4 separate regions of the Homo sapiens genome follow, and all the other regions are linked to region 2. Evidence: chromatin contacts called from ENCODE Hi-C or POLR2A ChIA-PET data. All regions are on one chromosome and are shown on one strand. Each heading gives the region's core, a stretch centred on a gene start or an enhancer-like site at or near the end of the contact. The rest is flanking DNA. Distances are from core to core; before and after follow the strand shown. Region 1 overlaps CCL17 (C-C motif chemokine ligand 17). Region 2 holds the start of PLLP (plasmolipin). Region 3 overlaps NLRC5 (NLR family CARD domain containing 5). Region 4 holds the start of CCDC102A (coiled-coil domain containing 102A).

Region 1 (6,805 bases), core at 2,762-5,261, 130 kb before region 2:
TGTTAAAATGTACTTTCGAAGATAAACTTTTTTTAGCTCCCACATATGAGTGAGAACATGAGATATTTGTCTTTCTGTGCCTGGCTTATTTCACTTAACATAATGACTGTCCATCCATTTTGCTGCAAATGACAGGATTTCCTTCTTTTTTTATGGCTGAATCGTACTCTGTTGTGTACATGTACCAAATTTATTTATTTATTACTCCATTGATGGACACGGGTTGATTTCATATTTTGGCTATTGTGAATAGTGCTGCAATAAACATGGGGGTGCAGGTATCCCTTTGATATATTGATTTCCTTTCCTTTGGATAAATACCCAGTAGTAGGATTGCTGGATCATATGGTAGTTCTATTTAGGGGAGAGGGGTGATGGGGAGAGATTGGTTAATGGGTACAAACAAACAGCTGGATAGAAGGAATAATTTCCAGTGTTCGATTGCACAGTAGGGTGACTATAGTAAACAATTTATTGTGTATTTCTTTTTTCTTTCTTTCTTTTCTTCCTTCCTTCCTTCCTTCCTTTCTTTTTCTTTCTTTCTTTCTTTCTTTGAGATGGAGTTTCACTCTTATCGCCCAGGCTGGAGTGCAATGGTGCAATCTTGGCTCACTGCAACCTCTCCCGGGTTCAAGCGATTCTCCTGCCTCAGCCTCCCGAGTAGCTAGGATTACAGGTGCCAGCCACCACATCCAGCTAATTTTTTTGTATTTTTAGTAAAGATGGGGTTTCATCATGTTGGCCAAGCTGGTCTAGAACTCCTGACCTCAGGTGATCTACCTACTTTGGCCTCCCAAAGTGCTAGGATTACAGGCGTGAGCCACCATGCCCAGCCTTTTTTTTCTTTTTGAGACAGGGTCTCCCTCTGTAACCCCGGCTGGAGTGCAGTGGCACCATCACAGTTCACTGCAGCCTTGACCTGCTGTGCTCAAGTGATCCTCCCACCTCAGCCTCCTGAGTAGCTGGCAGCACAGGCGCATGCTACCATGCCTGGCTAATTTGTGCATTTCGTAAAGACTGAGTCTCACTATGTTGCCCAGACTGGTCTCAGACTCCTGGGCTCAAGTGATCCTCCCACCTTGGCCTCCCAGAGTGCTGGGATTACAGGTGTGAGCCACTATGCCCAGCCTATTGTATATTTCAAAATAGCTAGAAGAGAAGATTTGAAACGTTCCCAACACAGTGAAATGATAAATGTTCGAGGTGATGGATATCCTGATTACCTTGATCTGATCACTATGCATTGTATGCTTGTGTCACAGTATCATATGTATCCCATAAATATGTACAATTACTATGCATCAATTTAAAAAATTTAAAATGTACCCCCAGGATTTGAATTGATGGAGGTGACTGAGTGACAACACAGAGCGACCAAGGACACTGAAAGAATTCATCACTTGCATCTCCCAGGAGAACAGGGCATGGCACACACGCAGGACCACACACGGGGCCACAGGGGGAGCACCAAGTTTGGTCAGGAGGCTGAAAGGAAGGATCAGAACAGCACAGGCCACAGCCTTTTGTGGGGTTTCCACCCGAAGTGCAAGGCAGGCCAGGGGAAGCAGCCCGGGTCTGGCTAGTTGGAATAATTCCAGGGGGCCTTGGGCTTAGGGGCCGTCCCTAGTTGTCTCTACCTGGCTCTGGGTGATTTAGGGCAGGGGAAATACTGGCTTGGTGTGAGAGTTAAATAGAGATGGTTGGGGGGCCTGTGATTGGGATTGGTTGGAGGGTTTGTAACTATTATTACTTTCAAACACTTGCAAAAACCAGCTTGCAGGGGAGGTATAAATGCTTTTGGCCCTGTGATTTGGCCCTGTGATAAATGGATGCCAAATAGACCAAATACAGTCTCTAAGAAAACACAGTGAAACACCCCAGCCCACAGCTCTTGGCACTGCCCAGGTTGCGTCTGGAGTTAGTGGCCCTGCTAGTCCCAGCAGGGTTTCTTCCTTCTTCCTCTTCATCCAGCAAACCCCAGACAGTGTAATTGGCGGTTTCTTTGCTTCTGTTCCCACAAGAGGAGAGCCGGCCAGCTACAGACACCCCTGCCCCAAGGCCTAGTGCAGCTACAACCAGATGTGGCTGATCCCAGCCCCTGGGGACAGCGATGGGGCCGGAGTCTGGCTGGTGGGGTCAGGGCCCCTGGCGCATCAGCCTCAGAACTTCCTCCTAAGAGCAGAGTGCCCTCTGGTGGGCCACTGGAAAACAACCCAATTCTAATTTCCACGTTTGGAGATGCAATATGCTTCAAGCCGGGTTATTAGGGCTCCCCAGGAAATTTCTCTTTCCCCACTAGTGCCCCTTGTGGAATTCACCTGAGCAGCACTGATGAAAATGTATAAATCAAATATACACTGTGCACAAAGCTTTTTTCCCTCCTCATAAATGAGTCTGGTACTGTTTCCTGACCCAAATACCTGCTCAGTGAGTTTATTGGGTAAATCACCCAAGCAGCTCCAATTACAAGGGGTAGAGTGTGGTCAGGATTAGACTAAGGTGAGCGTTGGGTGCAGGTGGAGGACACACAGCTGAGGTTGAGTAGGCTGGCTGTGGCAGAGGCAGCACTGAGTTGAGCGTTGAAGAGAAACTGGATTTCAGAATAGTGGCTCACGCCTGTAATCCCAGCACTTTGGGAGGCCGAGGTGGGCGGATCACTTGAGCTCGGGAGTTCGAGACCAGCCTGGCCAACATGGTAAAACCCCATCTCTTCTAAAAATACAAAAATCAGCCAGGTGTGGTGGTGCACACCTATAATCCCAGCTACTCAGGAAGCTGAGGCATGAGAATCGCTTGAACCCGGGAGACAGAGGTTGCAGTGAGCCAGATCGCACCACTGCACTCCAGCCTGGGTCACAGAGCCAGACTCCATCTGAAAAAAAAAAAAAAAAAAAAAAAAAAAAAAAGCAGGGGTGGGGTGGGGGAGGAGGGGAGGCACCTACCAGGTGAAAGAAACAACATAAGTCTGGCGCTTCTCCTCACTTTTCACCCCGAACCTGCCCATTCCTCTTTTTCCCTCCCAGCAGTCTTTCCAATCACAGCAGTCTCCAGGTCACACCTCCTTAAAATGCCCTAAGGTCACATGGCAGTTGTCCTATCTCTTGCATCTCACCATCCCCCAGCTTGCACCGGATGCTGCTCGTGAATACTTGGATTCTGAATCCTGCGTTTTGTTGCCAGTCCTGGATCCACCTCTTCCCTGCCTTTATGCAATGCCCCACCCTATCTCACTTTCAGGGACCCTCTGGCAACTCCCCACCTCCTCACAGGCCTCCACGGCAGCTCTACTTACCTAAGCTTACAATATGGGCTTCTGAGTAGGATTTCAGTAGGGAAAAAACAAAAAAGGTCTTGCTTTTTTAAACGAAGTTTGCTGGAGGCCAGGCGCGGTGGCTCATGCCTGTAATCTCAGCACTTTGGGAGGCCAAGGCGAGTGGATCACATAAGGCCAAGAGTTCAAGACCAGCCTGACCGACATGGTGAAACCCCGTCTCTACTAAAAATACAAAAAAATTAGCCGGGTGTGGTGGCGGGCGCCTGTAATCCCAGCTACTTAGGAGGCTGAAGCAGGAGAATCGCTTGAACCTGGGAGGCGGAGGTTGCAGTGAGCTGAGATGGAGCCATTGCACTCTGAGAGTCCTTCCAGCTCTCGCCTGCAGGGTGCAGGGGTCCAGACCCCGGCTGTCTCTGGCCTTTGCTGTCTTAGGAGCTTCTCCTTGCCTCCCTCCCTTTTTAGATCATCCTTCCTCCTCCCGGTGGATTCAGAGGACAATTTTCCATGAAGAACTCAGACTGGGCCATCCCCAGGACTCTGGGTCTTAGGCAGTTGTTCAAGTGATCCTCCTCGGCATCAGGACAGGAGATGAGCCCACTTGCGGCTGAAGAGACCCTAGAGTCACAGGCAAGCCAGTTCACTGGTTTTATCAACCTCGTTATCGCTGTGCCCGTACTGGAAAGTAAACTTGGGTTCTATCATCTGCCCTGCAATGAGCTGACTGGCCACAAGGGAGCAGCAGGAGGCAACAGCCGGGCCTGGAAATTGCCCTTCTAACCGCAGCCCCACCAAACAATGCCCGCCACAAGGTCCTCGGAAGAGAAGGACCCGCGCCCCTGCCGCCAAACTGTGTTCAGAGAGAAGCCACGGCCCCATCGCTGGTTGGGAGAGTGAGAGAGAACTAGAAGGCTTAGGCCCCGACTCCTCTGTGCTCAGCCCTTAGCTGGGCATGGGCAGAGGGGTCTGGGGGTGGGGTGTCCTGAGCCTCTAGTCCCCATCTTTTTTAGCACAGGGGTGTGGGGTCCCCGGAGTGGCTCACGGAGCTCTCAACCTAATGGAGGAGCTGGGACTGCCACACACGCGCACGCACACACACACACACACACACACACACACACACACAATGAGAGAACCACGCGGAGCAGGGGTCGGCTTCAGGGCAGTCCCTAAGAGCTGGGGGAGCGAGTCGGTGGGCGGTTGTGCTGGGCCGGCTTCCGGCAGGCTGGGCGCAGCCAGGGCCGGGTGGGGATCACACTTCAGTCAGGAGGAACCACAGGGCCGCGTGGCGCCCGCCTGCCTGAGCCTGGAGTGGGCTAGGAAGTCAGCCGCAGGCAGAGGGCCCAGGACCCACAGAGCCCCCTCGCCCTGGAGCTGGGGTCTGGAGTTTGAGCGGGGAGAGGGAGCCAGGGCCAGGAGGAGCCGGGCCAGCTGGACTGCAGTGAGTGCAGGGGAAGGCAAGGACAGGGCTACAAGCTTCCCCCACCCTTGGCCAGGGGGCTCCCCAGCACTGGGCAGAGCTGTGGCCTGCGGCAGGGTCCTGGCCAGTCTGTGAAATTGACTCCAGCACCTCGGGGAAGTTTGTCCTCAGCTCCACGTGGGGCAAGAACAGGAGCTGGGCTGGGGGGAAACCGGGAGACCTTGGGGTGGGTAGGGAGAGAATCCAGCGGCCGCCTCCCAGGACCCCGCCAACCCCGCCCCTGCCCGGGCCTCTCACCAGGGCCTCCCCTCACTGGTGCGTGGTCTGCGGAAGCCACGTGCCCTTCTCAGCCTCAGTTTCCCTTTCCGACCTGCACAGGGCAGGACCAGAGGTTCTCTGAGAACCCTCCCAGAGTGACAGGCCGGAGTGGAAGCGCATCTTGCGCTGTGGGGACAGACACGCTGACACAGACTGAGGATAAAGACTTTAATCTGGGCCCTTTGTGCCCATGGCTCCAGTTCAGACAAGGGGATGGGATCTCCCTCACTGTGGCTCTTCTTCGTCCCTGGAAGGCCTCCCCTGGACCCAGGCGCTCAGGGTGGGGGCGGTGAACACCAACGGTGGAGGTCCCAGGTAGTCCCGGGAGACAGTCAGGAGTCTGGGGTGAGGAGGCTTCAAGACCTCTCAAGGCTTTGCAGGTATTTAACTGCATTCTTCACTCTCTTGTTGTTGGGGTCCGAACAGATGGCCCTGCCCTGCACAGTTACAAAACTACACAGAAGGAGGACGTTACCAGGAGTGGCAGGGGGGGAAGGGCCCCCAGAGTCCCTGGGACGGCCCGCCCTGTGCTGACCAGGATTCCAAGGCTCCAAGAGGGGCAGGAAGTTGCTGCTGTCACACAGGGCATTGGTGGCAGATCTGGGACTTCAGGCTCTGTCCCGAGTAATCTCGACCCTCCCAGGGAGCCAGGGCTGCAGGAACTTGTGCCCACCCCTCAGCCTGCCCATGCCCCCAGACAGTCTAGAGCCTGGGACGTGGAGACTGCGGGCAGGGCTCAGGCCCAGGCTGGGGGAGGTGACCACATTGCCCCTGACCAGCTGTGTGACCTGGGGGTGTTCATTGCTCCCGGGGCCTCAATTTCACCACAAATCAAGGAATAGGTTGGACCTCATGGCCTGCGGCCCTTTTGGGTCCCACAGTGTGGGGAGCCTGCAGGGGTTGGGGAGGAAGGCCCCGCTGTCTCTTCCCTGCTCCCCATTGGCCGTCCTGGGAGCTCCAGGGTGCACTTGTCCCCATGCTTGGCCCTGAGGAGCAGGGGTGGAGCCAGGGGGACTTACACGATGGCATCCCTGGAGCAGTCCTCAGATGTCTGGTACCACGTCTTCAGCTTTCTAAGGGGAATGGCTCCCTTGAAGTACTCCAGGCAGCACTCCCGGCCCACATTGGTCCCTCGAGCTGCAGGGAGAGGAGCGGGGCAGGGGTGTCTGTGAGTGTCTGCGTGTGTGTTGCGGGGACCTCTGGGGGGTGTTCGTGGAAGATCTGCATGTGCGTGTCCATGTGTGCATCTGTGTGTGATGACTGCATGTGTATCACTGCCTATGTGTATGTGTGTGTGTCTGTGTGTTACCATACACAGGTGTGTGTGAGGCTTCTGTGTATGTTGTGGGGTCCCGTGTGTTTGTGGGTGTGCATGTTTTGTGTGTCTGTGGGGGATTCTGTGTGTCCTGTGAGTGCCTACGTGTGTGTCTCTGTGCATCTGTGCGCGTCCCTGTATGTCTATACCTGGCAACCTTATTTCATTTTTCCTTTCCCAACCTAATATAAGAATCTCTTTTTTCAGTCTGGGCGCCGTGGCTCATGCCTGTAATCCCAGCACTTTGGGAGGCCAAGGCGGGTGGATGGCCTGAGGTCAGGAGTTCGAGACCAGCCTGACCAACATGGTGAAAACCCATTGGTGGCGTGGTGGCCGGGCACCTATATTCCCAGCTACTCGGGAGGCTGAGGCAGGAGAATCGCTTGAATCCGGGAGGCAGAGGTTGCAGTGAGCCAAGATCACACCATTGCACTCCAGCCTGGGCGACAGCGCAAGACTCCATCTCAAAAAAAAAAAAAAA
Region 2 (6,289 bases), core at 3,708-6,207:
TTTCCAGAGCACCTACTGCAAGTGGGGTGCTGGGACAGGGGAAGGGGCTCAGGTGCATTGAGGGGAGGGGGTTGAACATCCCGTTGAGTAAAGGGTTAAGTCAGCATCAACCAGTGATATTTTTAAAGTGTTCATCAGAGCTTGTCTCTCGCCTGCTTAAAACACTCCAGGCCTTGGCCGGGCGCAGTGGCTCACGTCTGTAATCCCAGCACTTTGGGAGGCCAAAGCAGGCAGATCACGCGGTCAGGAGATCGAGACCATCCTGGCTAACACGGTGAAACTCTATCTCTACTAAAAATACAAAAAATTACCCAGGCGTGGTGGCGGGTGCCGGTAGTCCCAGCTACTCTTTGAGGCTGAGGCAGGAGAATGGCGTGAACCCGGGAGGCAGAGCTTGCAGTGAGCTGAGATCACGCCACTGCACTCCAGCCTGGGCGACAAAGCGAGACTCCGTCTCAAAAAAAAAAAACACTCCAAGCCTTAAAATAAAATGTTAGCCCTTCTCCATCATTGTGGTAGGCTGTATAATTGCCACTAAAAGATGTATCAGTGGCTCATGCACTTTGGGAGGTCAAGGCAGGAGGATTGCTTGAGCTCAAGTTCGAGACCAGCCTGGGCATCATGGTGAAACCCAGTCTTTACAAAAAATTGGTGAGTCATGGTGGCTCAAGGACCTGTGGTCCCAGCTACTCAGGAGGCTGAGGCAGGAGGATTGCTTGAAACCTGGAGGCGGAGGTTGTAGTGAGCCAGGATGGCACCACTGCACTCCAGCCTGGGCAACAGAGTGAGACCCTGTCTCAAACAAACAAACAGAACAGATCCTAATTCTTGGAACCTGTCCATTTTACCTTATAAAGTAAAAAGGTCTTTACAGATTAAGTGACTAAATTAAGATTCTTTTTCTTTTTTTTTCCTTTTGAAACAGGGTCTTGCTCTGTCACCCAGGCTGGAGTGCAGAGGCAAAAACATGGTTCACTGTAACCTCAACCTCCTGGGGCTTAAGCAATCCTCCCACCTCAGCCTCCTAAGTAGCTGGAACCACAGGTGTGCACCGCCACGCCCGGCCAATTTTTTTTTTTTTTTTAGAGACAGGGGTATTTGCTGTGTTGCCCAGGCTGGTCTCAAACTCCTGAGCCAAACCCATCCTCCTGCCTTGGCCTCCCAAAGTGCTAGGTTTACAGGCATGAGCCACTGCGCCCAGCCTCAAATTAAGATTCTTTATTTGAGGAAAACTATTCTGGAGTATCTGGGTGGCCCTAACACAATCACAAGTGTCCTTATAAGAGAGGCAGAGAGAGATGTTATACATACAGAAAAGGAGGAGGCCATGTGACGTAGGAGGCAGAGACAGGGTTGATGCAGTCATAAGTTGAGGAATGCCAGCAGGCCCCACCAGGGTTGGAAGAACAAGGATGGGATTCTCCTCTAGACTCTGCAAAGGGAGCATGACCCTCAGGACACCTGATTTTGGCTCTTCCCAAATTTTGGAAGATTTTGGCTCAGTGAAACTGATTTCAGACTTCTGGCCTCCAGGACTACAGGAGAGTAAATTTCTGGGTTTTCTTTTCTTTTTTTTTTTTTGAGACCGTGTTTCACTCTTGTTGCCCAAGCTAGAGTGCAATGGCTCAATCTCAGCTAACTGCAACCTCCGCCTCCCGGGTTCAAGTGATTCTCCTGCCTCAGCCTCCTGAGTAGCTGGGATTACAGGCGTGTACTACCACGCCCAGCTATTTTTTTGTATTTTTAGTAGAAACAGGGTTTCGCCATGTTGGCCAGGCTGATCTGGAACTCCTGACCTCAGGTGATCCACCTGCCAAAGTGCTGGGATTACAGCCGTGAGCCACCGTGCCTGGCCAAATTTCTGTTGTTTTAAGTCACCAAGTTAGAGCAGCCACAGGGCACTAATACAGTCCTCTAAATAGCCTGTGTGATCCGGCCCTGGCCCGTGTTGCCAATCTCACCCTTACTCACTTGGCTCTAGCCCTACCAAGGACCTTTTTCTGTTCTCAAAACTGGTCCAGCCTCAGGGCTCCTGCACTTATTAAATTCTTCCCCCAGAATTCCCAAGGCTAGCCCCTACTCATGATTTGGGTCTCTGCATAAATGTCACCTCTTCCCACAGGTCTTCCTTGACCACCTTAACCCAGAAATCACCTGTGGGTGACTCTGTGTCACATTCCCCCATTTTACTTTAGTCACAGCGTTTGTCACTATCTGAAAGTATTATTCCTCCCGGGTTTATTACTTCTCATCCCCACCAGACAGTGGGATCCAACGACTGAAATCCTATCATTTGTGGCAACACAGATGAACCTGGAGGACATCATGTGAGTGAAATAAGCCAGGCATAGAAAGACAAACACCACGTGGTCTCTCTCATATGTGGAATGAAATAAAGAAGTTGATCTCGGCCAGGTGCAGTGGCTCACGCCTGTAATCCCAGCACTTTGGGAGGCCAAGACAGGTGGATCACCTGATTTCAGGAGTTTGATACCAGCCTGGCCAACATGGTGAAACCTTGTCTCTACTAAAATTACAAAAAATTAGCTTAGCGTGCTGGCGGGCGCCTGTAATCCGAGCTACTCAGGCAAGAGAATTGCTTGAACCTGGGAGGCGGAGGTTGCAGTGAGCCGAGGTCGCGCCATTGCACTCCAGACTGGGCAACAAGAGCAAAACGCCATCTCAAATAAATAAATAAATAAATTGATCTCATAGTAGAGTAGAATAGTGGTTACAGGAGGCTGGGGTGTAGTGGGAGGATACAAAGAGGTTGGTTAACAGGTACAAAGTTACAGTTAGGGCTGGGCATGGTGGCTCACACCTGTAATTCCAGCACTTTGAAAGGCCAAGGCGGGTGGATCGCTTGAGGCCAGGAGTGCGAAACCAGTCTGGGCAACATGGAGAGACCCCATCTCTACAAAAAAATTTAAAAAAATTAGTCAGGGCTGGGCCCAGTGGCTGATGCCTGTAATCCCAGCCCTTTGGGAGGCCAAGGTGGGCGGATCACAAGACCAGCCTGGCCAACATGGTGAAACCCAGTCTCTATTACAGATACAAAAAATTAGCTGGGCATGGTGGCTCGAGCCTGTAATTCCAGCAAGACTCCATCTCAAAAAAAAAAAAAAATTAGTTGGGCATGGTGGCGTGCACCTGTAGTCCTAGCTACTAGGGAGGCTGAGGTGAGAAGATCACTTGAGCCTAGGGGTTGGAGGCTGCAGTAGGCTATGATCATGCCACTGCCCTCCAGCCTGGGTGACAGAGTGGGACCTCGCCTCAAAATAAATAAAAGTAAAAAGAAAAAAATACCAATATTGTACATTTCTTTTCTTTTTTTGTTTTTGTTTTTAGATGGAGTCTGGCTCTGTCACCCAGGCTGGAGTGCAGTGGCATGATTTCAGCTCACTGCAACCTCTGCCTCCCTGGGTTCGAGTGATTCTCCTGTCTCAGCCTCCTGTGTAGCTGGGACTACAGGCACCCACCATCATGCCTGGCTAATTTTTTTGTATTTTTGTAGAGACAGGGTTTTGCCATGTTGACCAGGCTGGTCTCAAACTCATGACCTCTGGTGATCTGCCTGCCTTGGCCTCCCAAAGTGCTGGGATTATAGGCGTGAGCCACAGCGCCTGGCCCTAATATTGTATATTTCAAAATATGGTAGCTAGAAGTGGGGATTTTGAATGTTCTCACCCCAAAGAAGCCATAAATGTATGAGGTGATGGATATGCTAAGTACCTTGATTTGATTTTTTTACACAACGTACACAGGTACCAAAACATCACATGGTACCCCATATTTAGGTACAATTATAGGTTGCCGAAAAAGTAATTGCGGTTTTTGCTATACTTTTATATGCAAAAACCGTATAACTTTTGCACCAACCTAATATTACATGTCAGTTAAAAACAATTTTTTAAGTGGCTCTCTTTTTAAGTGGGTATTTGGGAAAAAAAAAATGTGGGAGCCAAGAAGGCCTTGTCTACTTCGTTTCCTGCTGTATCCACAGGGCCTGGCATGTAGTAGGTGTTCAGCAAACATTGGTTGATGAATGCATGATGACCTATCTGTGCAAACCTCTAGGCTCAAGAGGTGTGTGTGTGTGTGTAAGTATTTTAGGGTGCATGTGTGGCAATGAAACTGTATATGACCTCCCATCTTCTGAGTGACCCCTCCTCCCTCACGCTGTCAGGAGCTTTCTGGGGAATATTTCATTTATTCCCTACAACGCTCTGTGAGGCAGGTTTCCTTCGTATCTATATGACAGACGAGGAAACTGAGGCTCCGCGATCATCTAAGTTATATAAAATATGTTCAGAAGTGAAAACAGCATTAATAGGCAGAAAAGGACCTCCCCCTTCTACCGCTTACCCACCGCTTACCCAGACCCTCCCCTTCCCCGCGCTGGGTCTCCCAGGATTCTTCTTTACTTTCTTTTCTATAAAATACAGACGGGGGGAGGGGGGGCGTCTCACTGTGTTACCCAGGCTGGTCTCGAACTCTTGGCCTGAAATTATCCTTTCACCTTAGCCTCCCAAAGTGCTGCGATCAGAGGCAGGAGCCACCGCATCCAGCCTTCTCCCGGGACTCTTCAAGAGTCGCTGCGCCGGGGCCTAGGCCGAGGGTGCACAGCGCGTAGAAAGCGCCTGGGAGAGCGGTGTCCCCCGCGAGCTACCACAAGTTTATCCCTAGGCGCGGAAGCTACCACGGCCTGGGCGAGAGCCGGGAAATTCCCAGCGGGCGGCTTGCCCCGGGGGAGGCCGGCGAAGCGGTCTAGGCTGGTGCTGGCGGAGCCGATTCACGGACCCGGGGTTGTTTACTGGTCCGGGGAGTGGACGCGGCTGCCCACGAACCGGTCGCGGCTGGGGCGGCGGCGGCGAGCAAAGGGTTAAGGGGGCGGCCCCGGCGGCGGGGGCGGAGCCGGGATCTCGGCCGCACCTGGCGCCCCAGGCTCCCAGCCCCGACGCCTCCTGCAGCGCCTGGAGCCACACAGGGATCCGGAGCCTGGGGGAAAAGCGGCGCGGGAGCCGGCACCCACCGCTGGAGGGGCGGCGACGGCGGCCGTAGCGACCTCGGGAGGCAAGCGGAGCCGCCATGGCCGAGTTCCCGTCGAAAGTTAGCACGCGGACCAGCAGTCCTGCGCAGGGCGCCGAAGCCTCGGTGTCGGCGCTGCGCCCGGACCTGGGCTTCGTGCGCTCCCGCCTCGGGGCGCTCATGCTGCTGCAGCTGGTGAGAGCACGCGCGGGCCCACGGGGTTGGCCGGGGGCTCCCGGTCCGGCCAGGATGGGTGAGGGACTCCGGCGCTGCGTTCATTTTTCGCGAACCTTGCGCTCCCCACCCGGGCTCACACTGTCACCGACGCGCTGCGCGTACCCCTAGGGCGCTTCCCGCACGGACGCCCCCAAGATCGCCCTGCATCCCTCTCACCACGACACTACCCCGTGGCCGTCGCTGCGAGCGTGAGCACCCTGCACCGTGTACAGAGTGCCCACTGCCCGTGCCCCATCGTGCCCCCTCCAAGGTGGTTACCAGCGGCCACAGAAGCCCCCACCGGAGCCACAGTCACTGCGCACAACCCGCCAACCCTTCCCAGCCCTCCCTTCCCTCCTCTCTCTTTTTCACCCCTCTTTCTGCCCGGACAGTGCCCCCAGCCCTCTAGGGAACCCAGTCTGAGGCAAAGTCCACTCTCTGACCACCTTCTGTCCCGCTCCCAGCGGCTCCGGGTGGCCGCACCCATGAACATTCCTCATCTAATCTAGAGGGCACATCCGACTCCCCAACACGCACACTCAGGCACTACCCTGTGGGCGCCCGCGCGGGAGCCGGGCTCTTCTAGCTTTCTCTGGGTGACCCGCCAGGTTTCAGCCGGTTTAGCCAGCCCCACGGGACCGAGATATCGCTGGAGGGAGGGGTTTGTGGGTAGCCAGGGGCAAGACTCCTACTCTCTCCCAGACCCCTGTACAGACCCCAACTGAGGCGGACCCATGGGAACATCCTCCACTCCCACACCAGCCACAGGCCCGGATGTTAGCTTCTTCCTCTGCCACCCTTTCGTGAGGGTCTGGAAGCTGGGTGGGTGCCCTGGGTGGGTGAGGGCCTGATACATTTTCAGAGGACTCAGGTGGAATTGGAGTTGGGCCAGGACCTGTATTTCTTAGCAATCCAGCGAGTGGACATTTCCCATTGTCTCCTATTGCTGGGTGCTAGCGCTGCTGCGAGGCCCAAGCTAGAGGGCAGGGTGGTTGCTTTGGTGCCAGACCCTGGGCTGAGGTCCAGTCTCCCTTCCCTGACCTCT
Region 3 (3,775 bases), core at 1,014-3,513, 240 kb after region 2:
GCCATACTTATTCATTCATTTGATCATTCATTCATTCAGTGGACGCCCATCACATGCTCTGCAGATCTGGTACTGCCCAAGGTGCTGAGGATGACAGGTTGGCATGAAACTGGTGGACAAGGGGCCCACGTGGGAGCAGATGACCTGTGGGATGGGGGACAGGGGCAGGGCTGGGGGCGGAGAGGCACGCTCACCTGATGTCCAAGCGGAAGAGCCACTGCAGAGTGGAGAAGCACCGAACCAAACCCAACACGGCATCCAGGGACAAACCGTTCTCACTGAGGCTGGAGATCACAGGGGTGGCACAATGGAGGTCACTCAGGACCCAAACACATCCTCTTTGTGGTCAGGGCACAGGGCGGGGGAGGGATCCCTGGTTCCAGATGACGGAACCCACTGAACCCAAGATGGTCAGAGAGCACCCCTTGCAAGTCCTCATGGTGGAGATGGGGAAACAGAGTCCTAGAGAGAATCAAGGTCTAGCCCAAGGTTATGAGACATGTTGGTGACAGAGCTGAGATGGGCACCCAGTGGGTCCCTCGGTCTGTGATGGATCTGAGGAGTGCTTTCTGGCTGGAGCTGGGCCTCCTTTTCTCCACCTGATAAGGGAGGGGTGGTACCCAGGACAAAATGAAAATGCAGGGTCTCTTGTGCAGAAAGCAGGAACAAAGTGTCTCCTTTCTTTCAGGGTCTCCTGTCAACTTGTTATTGTTTTCTATTTACTATTTAATGCTACACTCCCCTCCCACGGGGACACTGGTAGGGCGAGTGTGGACCCTCACAGCACCAGGTCACGAGTCCACACTAATAAGAAGGTCACATGAGGACATACTAAAACCTCCAGTCTTCATGTAATTTGCCTGCAATGGTTAGACCTTCCTTCCTTCCCAGGTGCAGGCCCTGAACAGGAACCAAGGCAACTCCCTTCCTTCCCAGCATTGCACAAAAACAGGGTGTGAGCAGGGGGTCCTTAGGCCCCAGCACTCATTTCAGAGATCGTAGCCACCAACAGAGGCCACGCCTGCAATTTATGTATTTACCGACTGGGAACCAGGGACTCGGAGAGGGGATGTAACTTGCCCAGAATCACACAGCAAAGCGTGTTCACAGAGACAGCCTGGAATATAGGACCTGTGACCTCTCCCCTGGGCTCCTCTGGCTTTGGCCCAGAAGTGCCTGGGAGGAGGGGGTGCTTTGTGAGCCAAAAGCACCAAGGGCATTTAGGGATCAAGAACTCTGGTCCATTGCAGGCAAACTTTGGGGATTCCTCCTACACACTCTCTGCCAGGTACTCAGGGATCCTTGGCAGCCCTGGGCACCCTGCTTGAGTGTCCTCTCTGGTACAAACCCTCCCTGTCTACCCTGACCATACCCCAGCTAACAGCCCCAGCCCCTCCCGGCACCCCAGGGCCAGAATAACAACTGCCAGCCGTTAGTCATACTTCGCACCCACACCTGCCCTCCCCAGGGTGGCCTCAGAAGCCTGTTCAGAGATGCGGAGACAGGTTCCAGAAGTGAAACCTTGAATCAGAAGTGGGATTATTGAGTCACAGACTCTCTGAGTAAGAATCATCTATTAGCTAGCCTTCACCGAGAACTTACATTGTATTAGGGGCAATTTTCATGCATTTTCCGATTTAATCTTTACAATAACCCCAGGAAAGAGGGGGATGGGACAGAGAATGCTCCCCCCCTGCCCCAGCCTCAGAGGCTCTGCCTAGCGGGCTACTCACTTCAAGGACTGCAGAGCTCCCAGCCCTGGGAGCAGCTGAGCCAGCCGGGCTGCACCTTCATCCCCCAGAGCATTGCCTGAGAAGCTGGGGGTGGGGAGAAGGGAGGGGAGAACATTAGCAGGTGGGGAGTGGGTTGCTGGCAGCATGGTCCCTGCATTCCAGTTACTCAACTTCCTGAAACTGGACACAGCCCTGGGCTGCCAGGCCAGATCTCAGCAGATCTGGCACGGGCAGCTGGGGTCTCCCCCAGGTTCTTATTCTGAGGTTCGTGGACCTCTGAGGGACCAGGGGTGAGCCTCCGAGCGTGTCAGACATGGGGGATCTGTATCTTGGGAGGAAGAGTCACAACTTTCACCAGATTCTCCAAGGGGTTTCTGACTTCAGCAGGGAAAGAACAGTTGATCTAAATCTTAAAAACCAAACCCAAACACCAACACTAACTCACTGTAATTGGCCCCACCCACCCACCTTCCAACACACAAACCACTCACTCGAGGTGGAGGTGACCGAGGTGGCAGCTTCCTCCCAGAGCCTTGCAGAGCTGCTCTAGGTGCTTTTCTTGGAGGCCACAATGTGTCAGCCTGCCCAGGGACAAAAACACAGTGCTGCATGCCCCACTGAACAGAGGCGGGAAGGAGCCGCTTTCCCACCCCCCAGACACAGAGGCAGAGAATGAGGCTTGCAGGAGAGGAGGGACTGGGATGTATCTGGCACCTAGACAGACGGACAAAGAGGGACCAACACACACGACACCCACAGGATGTCACATATAGGCAGAGGGTGGGCAGAGACACAGATGGAAGGAAACCAAGGCACAGAGACCTCAGAGAGAGAGAGCAGATCAGAGGAAGACAGATAAGACTGAAATAACAGTTAAATAAACTGATAAAACAGAAATACACGATGAGAGAGGGAAGAAATGAGAGAAACAGGCAGAGGGACAGAGGGAGATTAGGACAGACAAAGACCAAGAGAGAAGGGGGGAAGAGTGCTGATGGGAGCCCCCAGGCCCAGGCACCAGGATCATGACAGAAGGAGCCCAGTGCTCCCCTTCACCTCTTTTCAGAGTCTCCACAACCCCTCAGCTGCTGGGGGTCAGGGAGCTAAGGGGAGTGGGGTCTCCTGGGCTTGGGAAGGTGGTTGACGGGGCTGCCTTGTGAGCCCTGTCTGGGGTGGGCTGGGCAGGGGAGGTAGGAGGTAGGGAAGCCAGGCCATGACCCCTGGACACAGCAGGTCAGGTGTCCTTCAGGGAGCATGTGGGGCCTGGGCACAGGTTTGGGAGCAGGCTCTGAGCAGGGGAAGGGAGGGGGCTGGAATCACACACAGGGCTGGAGGCCATCACTGTACCTCATCCTTCGGGAGCTCAGAGGCAGCTCAGAGGGCATCTGGAGCATGAGGCTGTCAAGAAATGCAGCCCTGGAGGGACATCACCAAGGCCAGGCTGAGCAAAGGCCATGTCCGCCATCTCCAGAATCCATCCTCAGCCTGGCCTTCCACCATCGAGCCCTATCCTCCACCTAGAGTCAATCAGACCTTGGTGCCAATTTGGCTTCTCCACTTCCTGGTTGTGTGACCCTGGACAAATCACAGCCTCTCAATGGGAGACTGTATGTGAACTGCCTTAGTTTGGTGCTTGGTGCATACATGGCAAGTACTCAATTGACCTTGACTGCTATTATCATTAATCTCATCCTCCTCCTCATCTGTGCTTCAGAGATGTCAGCCCCAGCTGGAATCGAGCCTTCAGTAGTCCAGACTCTACAGAAGAGATTGTGGGTGGGCTCCGGGAGCAAAGAGCTGAGTCTCTACCCATGCGCTAGGCTGGGGCAATCCAGGACCCTAATGGGTCCTTGTGTGAAAGGGATACAGAAGTTCCGACCAGGACCAGAGCTACAGGCCAGGCAATCCCCTGGGTTTAAGCTGGAGGGCTCTAGTCTCCCGGAATCCCCCTCTGGCTACCCAACTCCTGCCCTGGCCTGCTGTCTATATCCTACACACTGGGGCTCCTTTCAGGCACCATGAGAGGCGGAGGTGGTCTGGAT
Region 4 (6,563 bases), core at 2,238-4,737, 250 kb before region 2:
TTGGCCAGGATGGTCTCGATCTCTTGACAAGTCAAGTGATCCGCTCACCTTTGCCTCCCAAAGTGCTGGGATTACAGGTGTGAGCCACTGTGCCCCGCCGAGGGCTAAATTGTTTTAACCCCTCTCTAACACAGACTATGTCCCTTATTTTTCCCCATTTTTCAATCTTTTATTAGACTTCAAAACAGGACGTCTGACTTTTAAATGTTTTATTGTGGTAAGATATATATATATATACACGCACACACACATACATATATGTAACAAAAGCTACCATTTTAAGCATTTTTAAGTGTAGATTCAGACCAGGTGGGTTGGCTCGCACCTATAATCCCAACACTTTGGACAAAGCCCTAGTGGTAGGACTACTTGAGCCCAGGAGTTCGAGACCAGCCTGGGAAACATAGCAGACCCTGCCTCTATAAAAAAAAAAAAAATTTAGTTGGTCATGGTAACGTGCCCCTGTAGATCCACCTACTCAGGAGGCTGAGGTGGGAGGACCGCTTGAGCCCAGGAGGTCGAGGCTGCAGAGAGTTGTGTTCGAACCATTGCACTCCAGCCTGGGTGACAGAGTGAGACCCTGTCTCAAAAAAAAAAAAAAAAGGGGTACAGTGCAATGGCATTATCTACCTTTACACTGTCATGCAAACATCACCACATCCCATGTCCAAAACATTTTTCATATTCTCAAACTGAAACTCCATACCCATGAAACAGAACTTCCTGTTCTCTACTCCCCCAAGCCCTTAGCAATCACCGTTCTATTTTCTGTCTCTTGAATTTGACCACTCTAAGTGCCTCATCTTAGTAGAATCATACAGTCTTTGTCCTTGCGTGACTGGCTCATTTCACTTAGCATGACGTCTTCAAGGTTCCTCCGTGTTGTAGTGTGTCAGACTCTCATTCCTTTTAAAGGTTGAATCACATTCCACTATGTGTATAATACATATTACATTTTGTTCATTCATCTGTTGATGGACACTTCAGTTACTTCCACCTTTCAGCTATTGTGAATAATGCTACAATCAACATGGGTGTAGAAATGATGCCCCTTCTTAACAAAGAGAACGTTTCTAGCTAGACTTTACTAACGTTGTTTTATTTGCATACTATTTATTTTTATGATCTTTTTCTATTTGTGGCAAGTTATACAAATTTTCTATTTACCTAGCTATATGAAATAGGCTTTAAGATACAAGTAGGTCCTACAAAGTGAAATGATTTAAAGAAAAATGCTAGGTAAATAAGGGCATGTGTTAGTGGCAAAAAGTGGTGGCAGTAATACAGGAAAACAGAACTGCTGAAGTGTGGGAAATATTGACACACGCCTCAAAAACCTGACTGTCCTGAACTGAGTGGGACAGGCTGCCAGAGAGAAACCCTGCCGAGACCACTGGGGAGGTTGACGCCAGATTAGCCTTGCATTCAGAGAGGCGCCTGGGGGTGTTGTTCTAGAAAGAGAACTATGGTAAAATTGAAACAGTCAGATCTGGGATCTGACATCTCATAGGGTGACCCCGGGCCAGTTACTCGAGACGATCCTCTGGCCTCTGCCTCCCAAGTTAGCTGGGGCTACAGGAGCGTACCATCACACCTGTCTAAACTTTTTATCTTTTTGTAGAGACAGAGTGTCCCTATGTTCCCACGCTGGTCTTGAACTCCCGGCCTCAGGCGATCCTCCCGCTTTGGCTTCCCAAAGCACTGGGATTACAAGTGTGAGCCGCCGTGCCCAGTCCAGTCATTTCTGATCTTCACTTTTCTCATTATGAGAGGGTGGTAATAACACCCAGCCCCTAGGTAACTAAGATAACATCATGCGAGCTGCCAAAACCTGTGGCCAGCACCTACTTTGGTTCTACGATCGGGTGGGTCACGTCACCCCACCCTAGCCCCTGCAAAAGACATCCTCAGGACAATATTTACTGCTTCTTCCTAAGGAGAGAAGGCCTGATAGTGATGAGGTTATAGCTGGAGTTCAGGTGCACCATCAACTCAGTCTCCACCACCTTCCCCAGCCCCATTTCCACCTCCAAAAACTCTGGGCAAGACCTCTGGGCTCTTGATCCAAGGCTGTTACTGGCTGTAGGACCTTGTGCAAGTCTGAGCCAAGAGCCTCTCTGAGCCTTCATTTCCTCAGCTGTAAAATGTGGATGCCCTTGTCCTCTGAGTACTCAAACCCCACATACATCTCCTATCTATCTCTGGCTGGTGAACAGACGCTTTCAACATTCAGCCACGCATAACAAATACAAAGCAAATGAATCGACAAGTGAAACTGCCAGTCTTGCAACGTATGGGATTTCATGAAGTTGGTGGAAGCAAAGCAGGAGAAATGGAACAGCCGCTGCCCACAGAGAAAGGGAACGTCTGCAAGGGAAGTGACCCAGACCCGAAAAAAGGCACTGGACTATCAAAGGATTCAGAGTGATCCTTGAGTTTGAGGAAGCTCTCAAATATTTTTGCAAAAATGAATCTCTTACTGCAAAAACCAGTTCAGAAGGGAAGGATGCTACATACTCAACTATTACAAGAAAAAGCAAGACTTCCAGTGTTAACATCTGATTCATTCTTGGTTCATTTTAAGGCGTGCGTGGTTGCAATCATAATCTAAACTCCGTTAATCACGGGGTAAAACTAATTTATCTTCGTAATATTTAGCTTCTTTTTCTAGGTAAAATCCCAATCAGGCCAGGTTTTCCCCACCATCTTGGTGAATTGTTGGTCTTCTTTTAAATAGATTCACCTCGGGGGCCTTCCAGGGTACAGGATGTAGTGGGGAGTCCTCCAGACGCCTGTCCCGGCTTTCCAGTCAAGACCACAAACATCCTACCCCCAATAGAGAGAAAGCCCCAAAACAGCTGGGCGTCCCCGAAGGCGAAGTACCGTAATTCCCCAGGGCCTGCCAACCACCATCGCAATGCAGAGAAAAGTCTCCGCCCGCCGGGCCGAGTGCTCCCCGCGCCCCCCACCTCTTAACAAGCGCAAGGTTGCTTTCGTCAACCCTTCTGTTGTACAGAAAGAGAAACTGAGGCCCGATGGGCACAGACTTGTTGGCCCACTTCCACTCGGTGGCAGAGCTGGCCCAGGGAAAAATGCAGGTAACAACAGTGAAGACTTGGTAAGCTCGCTCCACGTGCCGAGCTGGGACCCGCGGTGGCCGTTTCTGCTGGGGGCGCCTAGTACGTAGTTGGCGCTGAGGAAACCTGAACCAAGAAAGCCGAGCCCCCCCGCAACTCTCGGCCCCTCACGGGGGTGGGGCCTCCGTTGGGGTACGGCCCGCTCTGCAGCAGAGCCCACCGCCCCGGCCCGCACCCCTCGCCCCGAAGTTAGGCTGGAGCCCCCACCCCAGCAGCTCGGTGGGCCGGGGTCACAGCGGGGCCGCAGCCTGCGACCGCTTCGGGGGCCCCGCCGCTCCCCCTGCTTCCCCTCCCCCCGGGAGGGAGGAGGAGACTCCGCGGCCCTCCCTCGGCCCCTCCGGCGGCGGTCGCAGCTGCACGGTGCCCGCTCTACCCCGCCGCAGCGGCTGGGACGTACGGAGCCCGCAAGTCCCGGCCCGAGGTGAGCGGGGGCGGCAGGCCGGGGGGCGGCAGGCCAAGGCGGCCCGGGAACTTGCTCCAGGCCGCGCGCCTTCCGCGGGAAGGAAGGGGTTAAGTTGTGGGGCGTGCTGGAGGAGCAGACACAGTCGGGGCGCCCGCGGCAACCCCCGAACTCAGAGCAGAACTTTCTAGACGCCTCCCCGGCCTCCCTCAGCCCCCGGAACCCCAGGTCTCCGGTGGGGAGGGGCCGCGGGGTGATGGGGGAGGGGAGGCGCCTCCGGAATGCCGCGGCCCGGGCCGGACGGGAGGGGGCGGCGGGCGGGGACGGAATTTGGGACTCTCCCGGGGGACCCAACGTGGTCGCCATGGCGAATGCGGGATGGACGGGCGGCGCTGGCCAATCAGAGCACGGCGCCCTGCCCAGAGCCGCGGCGACTGCCAATGGGGGCCATGCGGTGGGGTGGGCGGGACCGCGCGGCGCGGGCCGGGAACCCCCTCCACCCTCCGCCCGTCGCTAGGTGGAGCGGGGCGGTTCGCAGGGCCAGCGGCTTGGGAGGGGTCGACTAAGTGAGGACTAAGGCGACGCAGGGCTGGGGCTTCAGTTTCAGTACCTTAGGTGGGGGTGGTGTCCACCTTCCCACCCCCGCTCTCCCAGGGCTCTTGTGGGGGTTGGATTGGTTTGGGTTCGGGAGGTCTGCCCACCTGTTAGAGCGTTCAGGAATCTTTTTAGTGCCTCTCCCCATCCTGTAGGTAAGGAAACTGAGGCCCAGAGAGGGCAGGGACTTGCAGATATCACACAGCATATCAGTGATGGAGCTGGGACTAGCGGGATGTCTGCTGTACAAGAGTGAAGAGTTCACGGTGTTGCCGAGAGGGGTGGGGCTGGGGTCGGGGTGGGGCTGGGTCCCCATGAAGGTTCACCCCACCATTCCAGCTGTGCGTATCCACTTGGCCTGGTGCCTGCAGACCCCATCGTGTAGGTGCTCTCGGGGGCATTGTGCCCCTCAGGTGGCTAAGATCCAGAAGAGGAGGCATCCCATCACCAGCTCCCTACTCTGGCCTTGCTGCTGGTCCGCGGTGTGGACACAGACACGTAGCTGTCCCTCTGGGCCTCAGTTGGTCCATATGTAAAGAAAGGAGTTCAAATCAATGATCCAGGCTGTCTCTGTGGCTCCTCAGTCTAAGATGGGGCTACCTGGGAATAGGCCAGGGGTGCCTACCCCTGGGCTTAGGTCCAGCCTGGAGGCCTAGCCGCCATCCCTTCCTTTCCCGCCAGCCAGCTCCCCCCAGAGGTCCTGCAGCTGGATCCTGGGCAGCAGGTCACAGGGACAGGTGCCCGCAGTCTGTGGGCTGACCAGCCTTGGGCCCTGCACTTATTCAATCAGGCTGTCCTCTGTGGTTTCCCACTGGGCTCTGCTTTCTGTCCACAGCCAGGCCTGTGGCCATGGGCTTGTCCCAGGGCCCTACCTGAAAGGCTCTGGGAGGATCTACAGGGTTTCAGAGCCGGGGAAGGGGTTGGGGCACTGGGCTCCCCATCCCTTCAGCTGGCCCCTGTCCAGGCCTTGGCATTGCTCATTCCTCTCACTGATATGGAGAGACCCATCCAAACATGCTGAGGACAAAACACAACGCTGTTCCCAGTGGGTCAATTAGGCTTCCCCAGGTAAAAGGTGGGACAGCCGACTTGGCCGTGAGATGACCTCTTATTCCAACCCTGGCCAGACAGGCTCAGATACCTACCTGTCTCAGAGCCTGGCCACCGACTGACTCCTGATCTTTAGGATGACTCAACCTTCCCAAACTCTGCATGGTCACAAGGGTACCCCTAAGAGTGGTACCACCTTCTTAGGGGTACCTTCCATCCATCACGCATCTGCTGTATGCTGGGCCCTGTGCTGATGCCCTCGCTCGTGGACTTCAAAGTAAGGCCTTTGCTGTAGAACACGGAGGTGCCTGGTGCTTTGGGAGCATACTCTGTGCAGAGAGGTTAGAGAAGGCTTCCTAGGGGAGGGGACACTGGAGGTGGGTTTTGAAGGATGTGTAGGAGTTTGCTGATGAAGGAAGGAGAGATATTCCAGACAAGTCCACAAGCAACAGGAACCACTGGGTCACTTTCTGTGGGCAGGGCTGATGAGGGCCTAGCCTGCAGCAAGTGTCAGCTCAAAATATTCTTGTTTCTGTCCTGGAGTGAGCTACCAGTGAGCACAGCTGTGGGGCTGGGGTTCAGGAGCCCTGATGGAAGCTCTAAGTGGCACAAGTGTCCCATCTGGATGAGGGAAGCCTGTACTGCCAGAAGAGAGATGGCAGCTTGCCAGGCTTGGCTGTGGGAGGTTGTAGGGCTGTGGTCCCCAGGTGGGGGTGGGGTTGGGGAGATCAAGGCATTTCCTGGAGTTGGTGGCAGCTGAACTTGAAGATGGGTGGGGGTTTTGGAGTCTGGGACATGGGCATTTGGAATACAAACCCAGAGACTTAAAGCAGTAATAGACCTGTCTGGCTGTTGGGAGGCAGGACAACGAAGGGTGGGGTAGGAAAGGCTCCCCGGGGCCTGTGGTGGCCGGTCCCACCGTGACCTGCCCCTTGGTGGGGCAGTATGCCAAGGGAACAGGAGGCCACGCCCCACGCACATAGACACCCCATGGCAAGAGGGCATTGAGCCTGGTGGAAGGGGCGGGCAGGGCAGCTGGGGCATCTCCACGACTGTAAGCCATGCTCTGCGCTGCTGCTGCCCCTCAGTGAGTGTGTGCGTTACCAGGGCTGTGTGTGAGTGTGCACGTTACTGGGGCTGCGTGTGAGTCTGTGCATTACCGGGGCTGTATGTGTGTGTGTGCACGTTACTGGGGCTGTGTGTGAGTGCAGGTCCCTCGGGCCATGTGTGAGTGTGAGTGTTACTGGGGCTGTGTGTGAGTGCGGGTCCCTGGGGCCATGTGTGAGTGTGCGCGTTACTGGGGCTGTGTGTGAGTGCAGGTCCCTGGGGGTGTGTGTGTGAGTGTGTGCATTACTGGGGCTGTGTGTGAGTGCGGGTCCCTG

Evidence for each region. A loop is a pair of places that touch in the nucleus more often than their neighbours do. ChIA-PET counts read pairs that join two places held with the same protein, here RNA polymerase II (POLR2A). Pooled maps may share reads with other maps.
Region 1: a loop to region 2 is called in a pooled map, with 4 times the contacts of the local background. The contact joins the enhancer-like site here to the promoter of PLLP in region 2. A Hi-C loop is called at or near these places in 4 of 168 maps with a recorded cell type or tissue (astrocyte of the cerebellum, brain microvascular endothelial cell, endometrial microvascular endothelial cells and 1 more) and 6 of 50 pooled maps. POLR2A ChIA-PET finds 5 or more read pairs at or near these places in 9 of 52 experiments (AG04450, Caco-2, GM12878 and 6 more).
Region 3: a pooled map shows a loop between it and region 2 (2.0-fold over the local background). The contact joins the enhancer-like site here to the promoter of PLLP in region 2. A Hi-C loop is called at or near these places in 1 of 50 pooled maps. POLR2A ChIA-PET finds 5 or more read pairs at or near these places in 4 of 52 experiments (A549, activated CD4-positive, alpha-beta T cell, activated CD8-positive, alpha-beta memory T cell and 1 more).
Region 4: a loop to region 2 is called in a pooled map, with 2.4 times the contacts of the local background. The contact joins the promoter of CCDC102A here to the promoter of PLLP in region 2. A Hi-C loop is called at or near these places in 1 of 37 single-sample maps with no recorded cell type and 1 of 50 pooled maps. POLR2A ChIA-PET finds 5 or more read pairs at or near these places in 3 of 52 experiments (activated CD4-positive, alpha-beta T cell, naive thymus-derived CD4-positive, alpha-beta T cell and naive thymus-derived CD8-positive, alpha-beta T cell).

The regions. Positions count from the first base shown.
Region 1 is chr16:57,414,422-57,421,226 of GRCh38, reverse strand. It overlaps CCL17 (C-C motif chemokine ligand 17), which reads right to left. Exons shown (of 4, transcript NM_002987.3): 3 at 6,029-6,146; 4 at 5,164-5,462. The coding sequence ends at 5,366. Among named protein-coding and RNA genes, the nearest start is that of CCL17, 13 kb to the right of the region's middle. RefSeq lists enhancers at 3,048-3,562, 4,079-4,594, 4,595-5,110. Within about 2 kb of position 4,011, at least 17 of the 41 ENCODE cell types and tissues checked have a DNase peak (open chromatin) inside an H3K27ac peak, as active enhancers do.
Region 2 is chr16:57,283,340-57,289,628 of GRCh38, reverse strand. It overlaps PLLP (plasmolipin), which reads left to right and starts at 4,957. Exons shown (of 4, transcript NM_015993.3): 1 at 4,957-5,223. The coding sequence starts at 5,089. RefSeq lists silencers at 2,302-2,514, 4,764-5,173 and an enhancer at 5,218-5,879.
Region 3 is chr16:57,040,024-57,043,798 of GRCh38, reverse strand. It overlaps NLRC5 (NLR family CARD domain containing 5), which reads right to left. Exons shown (of 49, transcript NM_001384950.1): 17 at 3,081-3,149; 18 at 2,225-2,314; 19 at 1,734-1,817; 20 at 195-284. Among named protein-coding and RNA genes, the nearest start is that of CPNE2, 51 kb to the left of the region's middle. RefSeq lists enhancers at 1,547-1,646, 1,917-1,966. Within about 2 kb of position 2,263, at least 9 of the 41 ENCODE cell types and tissues checked have a DNase peak (open chromatin) inside an H3K27ac peak, as active enhancers do.
Region 4 is chr16:57,533,495-57,540,057 of GRCh38, reverse strand. CCDC102A (coiled-coil domain containing 102A) reads left to right here and starts at 3,487. Exons shown (of 9, transcript NM_033212.4): 1 at 3,487-3,558. It also overlaps a transcript of ADGRG5 not described here. RefSeq lists enhancers at 509-568, 589-638, 889-978, 6,480-6,563 and a silencer at 3,245-4,194.